2 separate regions of the Homo sapiens genome follow, and region 1 is linked to region 2. A link is a loop called in an ENCODE intact Hi-C map of the cell type or tissue named here. Cell type or tissue: HCT116. All regions are shown on one strand. Each heading gives the region's core, and the rest is flanking DNA. Links, peaks and the distances in the headings are about the cores only. Region 1 overlaps BEST4 (bestrophin 4). Region 2 overlaps AKR1A1 (aldo-keto reductase family 1 member A1).

Region 1 (2,660 bases), core at 161-2,660, 780 kb after region 2:
GGGACACAGATCTCAGTTCTACCTTGTCCAACTCTAGCCTGGCTTTGCCCATGTACTGCTCAGTTCTGCAGGGGGTGGGGTGTACTTTTCTGCTCTGCAGGCTCCTACCCCCTTGTCCACTGACGCAGGGTGAAGGCTGGGGTGTGTGAGACCAGAGTGGAAGGGAGGTTGTCTGGAGAACTAAACGACAGCCCTGGGGGCAACTCTTGTGACCTCCTGCCCCAGGCTCCCAGCACCATGACGGTTTCATACACTCTCAAAGTGGCGGAGGCCCGCTTCGGAGGTTTCTCTGGCCTGCTTCTCCGCTGGAGGGGAAGCATCTACAAGCTCCTCTACAAGGAATTCCTCCTCTTTGGGGCCTTGTACGCTGTGCTTAGCATCACCTACCGGTAAGGGCAGGGTCTTAGAGCTGGCGCAAGTGGGGAGACTGGGCCACCCACCTCCCTCTAACCCAAGCCTACACCTGCCTTCCCCAGGCTGCTGCTGACCCAGGAGCAGAGGTACGTGTATGCTCAGGTGGCCCGGTACTGCAACCGCTCAGCAGACCTCATTCCCTTGTCCTTTGTATTGGGTAAGGCTCCCTTCTAGTTTTCCCTGTGTCCCCCTTACTGTGTTCCCTGACCTCTGGGTTGGGTTGACAGCTCCGAGGGTCAGAATTACCCAACAGATGGTGTGGTGACACACCTGCAGTCTCAGCTACTCGAGAGGCTGAGGTGAGAGGATCGCTTGAGCCCAGGAGTTCCAGTCCAGCCTGGGCAATGTAGCGAGACTCTGCTAAAAAAAAAAAAAAAAAAAAAAAGAATTACTCAACACGGTGGCAGAGCCTTCCTGGTCAGCCAGAGCAGGCCCAGCAGGCACAGGAGCTGGGTGCTGGGTCCAGGACTTCCAGAGGGCAGGGCCCTATCACTTGCCGGACCCTCACTTCCAGCAAGGCACAAGACACCTGCTGGCCTCACAAGCCCACCCTGGGCACTGCAGGGGAGCTGGACAGAGGTGACAACCCCTTCCCCACCCTCCTGGGAAGCAGTCTCCTGGCTTTGAATCCCCACTTTCCCTCTGCTGAAGGAAGTTTGCCCTCCTCCCTCCTCCTGGCCTCGCACAGCAGGGCACTGGAGCTGAATGTTTCCTTCCCCCTGCCACGATTCAACTGGCCTGGACCAGGCCCTTTGCTGGGGGAGGTGAGGCGCTCCGACCCCCAGGCTCTCCACTCTCCCTTCCTACTCCCTCTATCACGGCGGCCAAGCAGGTTTCTATGTGACTCTCGTGGTGAACCGCTGGTGGTCCCAGTACACAAGCATCCCGCTGCCAGACCAGCTGATGTGCGTCATCTCGGCTAGCGTGCACGGCGTGGACCAGCGGGGCCGCCTGCTGCGCCGCACCCTCATCCGCTACGCGAACCTGGCGTCCGTGCTGGTGCTGCGCTCGGTCAGCACCCGCGTGCTTAAGCGCTTCCCCACCATGGAGCACGTGGTGGACGCAGGTGCGCCGCCCGCCGGGAGCCTCTGGGGGTCCGGCCCACAGCCGGATGCAGGTGGCGCCTGGGAGAGTCCTGGGAGCAGGGGCCTCCAGGGAAGGGTCTGGACTGCGACAGGAACGCGGAACCGCGAGTCCTGGGACAGCCGGTGGACGCGAGGGAGGGGAGCCAGACGGCGGAACAGCAGCCTCCCCTGGCGGCAGAGGGTGCAACTGCACCCCACCTGCTTTACCCCCTCAGGTTTCATGTCCCAGGAAGAGAGGAAAAAGTTTGAGAGCCTGAAATCCGACTTCAACAAGTACTGGGTCCCCTGCGTCTGGTTCACCAACCTGGCGGCCCAGGCCCGGAGGGACGGGCGAATACGTGACGATATCGCTCTCTGTCTACTTTTGGAAGTGAGTGGGCTCAGGACCAGACCCATCTGCCCTCCTCCCTCTAATTTTAAAGATGAATAATAATTTTAATACCTAACAGTTGTATGGCATCAGCTGTGTACCCCAGCCTTTTGGAAGCCCTGTACCCATGTTAACTCATTCATCCCTTACAGCAACTCTTGACATAGGTACTATCATCCTCCTTGCACAGATGTGGAAACTGAGGCACAGAGTAGAAAAGAAATTTGCCTAAGTTACACAGCTAGTTAGCAGAGCTGGGATTCAAGCACCCCATCTTAATACACCTCTGAGGGCAGAATGAGAAAGAGCCTCCTGGCCAGGCCCAGGCCTAGTTTGTGCTGGGCACCCCTGTTCCTTCCTCACCTCTGCTGACTTCCTGTTCCTGCTGTTCCCCCAGGAGCTGAACAAGTACCGAGCCAAGTGCAGCATGCTATTCCACTATGACTGGATCAGCATCCCCCTCGTCTACACCCAAGTAACTGCCTCTCCCCTCCCGAGTCCCAGTGCCTACTGTATGTCCTGTGCTGTGTGTGAGATGAGAAGAATTAGCGATGGTACTTGCCTGGCCATTTCAGTCCCCTGAGGCACCGGGTTCATCCTAAAAGCCCCCCACCACCCCCAACAAGGTGACCCTGTCCCCACTGGTACTGCCACACCAGGATACATGTTTGATTACTTGTCAGACTTCCCATAGATCCTCAGAGGCAGGGGCAGCATTTCTCCTTGGCCCGCTGCATCCTGCACTGAGCCTGGCTCTTCATTCTCCAGGTGGTGACCATAGCCGTCTACTC
Region 2 (3,012 bases), core at 262-2,761:
GTGGAGAAAAGAGAACCCTCAAACACTGTTGGTGGGAATGTAAATTAGTGCAACCACTATGGAGAACATTTTAGAGGTTTCTCAAAAAACTAAAAATAGAGCTACGATATGATCCAGCAATCTCACTGCTGAGTATATACCCAAAAGAAAGGAAATGAGTGTATCAGAGAGATCTGCACTTCCATGTTTGTTGCAGCACTGTTCACAAAGATTTGGAAGCGGCTGGGTGTAGTGGCTCACACGTGTAATCCCAACACTTTGGGAGGCCAAGAATTTAGGAGTCTTGAACCTAGGAGTTCAAAATCAGCCTGGGAGGGCTGACGCCTATAATCCCAGTACTTTGGGAGGCTGAGGCGGGCAGATCACTTGAGGTCAGGAGTTCAAGACCAGCCTGGCCAACACGGGGAAACCCCATCCCTACCAAAAATACAAAAAATTAGCCAGGTGTCATGGCGGGGACTTGTAATCCCAGCTACTCAGGAGGCTGAGGCAGGAGAATCGCTTGAACCAAGGAGGCGGAGGTTGCAGTGAGCCGAGATGGCGCCACTGCACTCCAGCCTGGGTGACAGAGCAAGACTCCATCACAAAACAAACAAACAAAAAACAGCCTGGGCAACATAAGGAGACCTAATCTCTATAAAAATTTAAAATTTTTGTATACTACAGCCTCGGTGACAGAGACCTCAATTCAAAAAATAAATAATAGAAATCTCAACAGTCTTTTAGGCCTTCCAATCATCAGTTCCTACCAATGCCAGCATTGTTTTATGCCATCGCCTCTACCACCAGGTCCCCCTTACTTTTAGTTGCTGTCCTACAAGTCTTCTTTAGGCTTTTCCAGCAGCGTCTTCCAGTTTCAAGACTTTTCCCTAAGCTGTCCAATTTGTATGGAATGCTGTTCCCACTCTTACCTCCTTTAACTAATTAATCCCTATTCATCTTTCAGATCTTAGCTGATTAAATAAGTAGGCTACTCGCCCTGCACTTCTCATAACACTTCTTCCGACTGTAATTAAACTAATTATGCAATTACTTAGTCTGTCTCCTCAAGTAGGCTGTAGGGACTTATGTGTCTTGGTTATAGCTATATCCCCAGGGCTTAGCATCATGCCTAACCCATAAGTACCCAATAAATACTTCTTGAACAAAGAGCAATGGTTTGGGAAAGTAAAGAGTTTCGTGTGACTGGAGGTTAGAGAGATTTGCCATAAACCTTCCTAAAACCTGTTTATCAGTGGTCTCTGGTGCCCACCAATAAAAAGTGCATAAGATAGGGCCTTAGGGGCCGAGTGACAAGGTCTGGGCAGGACTGTTGCCTCCTGCAGGTCACCTATGCACACTGACTATAGTGTCTGATGGAGAAAGCCCCTGTCCCCACCTTTTGTGATTTTGCAAGCTAGGATTCCCTAACTTCTTAATGTAAGTCGCTTGGACTCTTCAAATTACTAAACCTAGGCACTGGTCAGGACAGGGGGATGGAAACTTAAGGCCCAGGTCCAGCACTGCCTTGAAACCAACGGACAATCATTGCCCTGATCGCTCACTCCTGAGGTGGCCAATTTGAGGCATTCTTGAGAAGACTCCAGGGAAGCATGCAGTGCTTAAGATGTGCCAGTAGATGGCGCTACTTCCCAACGTGCCTAATGCAAGGATACAGAATTACTCAGCCTCCTCACAGGTTCCTCCAGAACCAGGATATGAATATTTGGGCTTCAAGGGCAGGTCACATCCAGCAGCCCGAGGTCTGTCATCCCTGAGGGAAACAGCCTCCATCTCAGGCCTGACCAGGCAAATAAGACAAGCAAGCAATATGGATGCTCCAATGGCTTTATTAACTCCCTCTTTCCGTTGTGGCAGGACCTCATTAGCTGCAGAGCTGGAAGGGAGGCCAAGAAGCTGTGGTCTCAGTACGGGTCATTAAAGGGGTACAGAGGATGCCCTGCATCCCTTGGGACTCTCTTCCCATCCACCTGGAAAGAGAGACAGATAGATTACTCCATCAGCAGGAGTTGCCATTCCAAAGACTCCAGGCATCTTCCCCAAATCTTCCTAAACAAACTCACCTGTGTACAGCACTATGCCAGATGGCATTGGCTGGGATCCCCATCCTCAGAGAACACCACAGTATCAACACCATTCTAGCACCAAACCCATAGCCTGATATGTAGCTACCCCTGCCCCTAAGAGTTTGCAGTCTGAACTGAGATCAAGAGGCCAGGAACCATTTATTTCCCTAAGTACAGCCGACTTCCCTCCCAACCCCAATCCCTCGAGTGAGGTCAACAACGCCTTCTGGGCTCTCCTCATATCATTTACTGAGAATCTACTACATGTCAGGAACTGGGCTCATTTTACACATAGGAAGCTGAGGCTTGGAGAAGTTTAATAACTTGCTCTAGGTTACAAGATATCAAGAAGCAGGACTGGGACTCACAGGTTATATGCCTTATCCCTGAGCCATACTACTTCCCTGAGCTCAATAAAGAGAAATGAGGGCACTATGTCCAGCATAGCAATCCCACCCACAACATTGTGTCCTTCTCACAACCAGCAAGCCTTAGGTCACACCTGGGCCAGAATCCCACCCCAAATCTCACATTCCCCAAGTCTAGGAGGCTGATACATCCTCACCGTAAGCATAGGCACAATATATCTCCAATTTTTGTTCAGGGCATTTAGCTGCTTCATCTCTTCTGGGCTAAAGGTGAAGTCAAACACCTGAGGATGGAGAGTGGGGTTCAAGAAAGCCAGCTTTGTGAGCAGAAGCTGGGGTTCCACAACACTGCCTTTTTAGCCAGGTAGAGTCAGGGCCAAGAAAATGTCCCAAAGAGCTAAAGAAGATAGAACCCATTACCAAGTACCTTGATGTTCTGAAGGATTCGAGAAGGAGTGATACTTTTGGGGATGCAGATCACTTTCCGCTGGACCTGCCACCTAAGTTGGGGGATTAGACAGATGAGGAAAAGGGGTCAGTATTCATAAGCACTATTTTGTTCCCCATGCAGCTTCCCT

The links. Hi-C counts contacts between places; a loop is a spot of excess contacts. Peaks named below come from ENCODE experiments on the same cell type or tissue, not always from the same donor. Only the 100,000 strongest peaks of a DNase experiment are listed, where the experiment ranks them.
Region 1: it touches region 2 in a loop (7-fold over the local background); 2 of 110 quality-filtered maps call a loop at or near these places.

What each region holds. Positions count from the first base shown.
Region 1 is chr1:44,785,283-44,787,942 of GRCh38, reverse strand. BEST4 (bestrophin 4) reads left to right here. Exons shown (of 9, transcript NM_153274.3): 1 at 1-389; 2 at 477-571; 3 at 1,247-1,480; 4 at 1,715-1,869; 5 at 2,267-2,344; 6 at 2,638-2,660. The coding sequence starts at 238. Among named protein-coding and RNA genes, the nearest start is that of BEST4, 1.6 kb to the left of the region's middle. RefSeq lists enhancers at 545-1,230, 1,232-1,321, 1,231-1,916 and a silencer at 1,442-1,571. In HCT116, for the core only: a CTCF peak has its summit at 1,673; a DNase peak (open chromatin) is centred at 1,682; H3K4me3 peaks cover 1,166 bases; H3K27ac peaks cover 914 bases.
Region 2 is chr1:45,568,849-45,571,860 of GRCh38, reverse strand. AKR1A1 (aldo-keto reductase family 1 member A1) reads right to left here. Exons shown (of 9, transcript NM_153326.3): 7 at 2,862-2,934; 8 at 2,632-2,718; 9 at 1,812-1,970. The coding sequence ends at 1,905. Among named protein-coding and RNA genes, the nearest start is that of NASP, 14 kb to the left of the region's middle. In HCT116, for the core only: a CTCF peak has its summit at 1,600 (motif pointing right); a DNase peak (open chromatin) is centred at 1,610.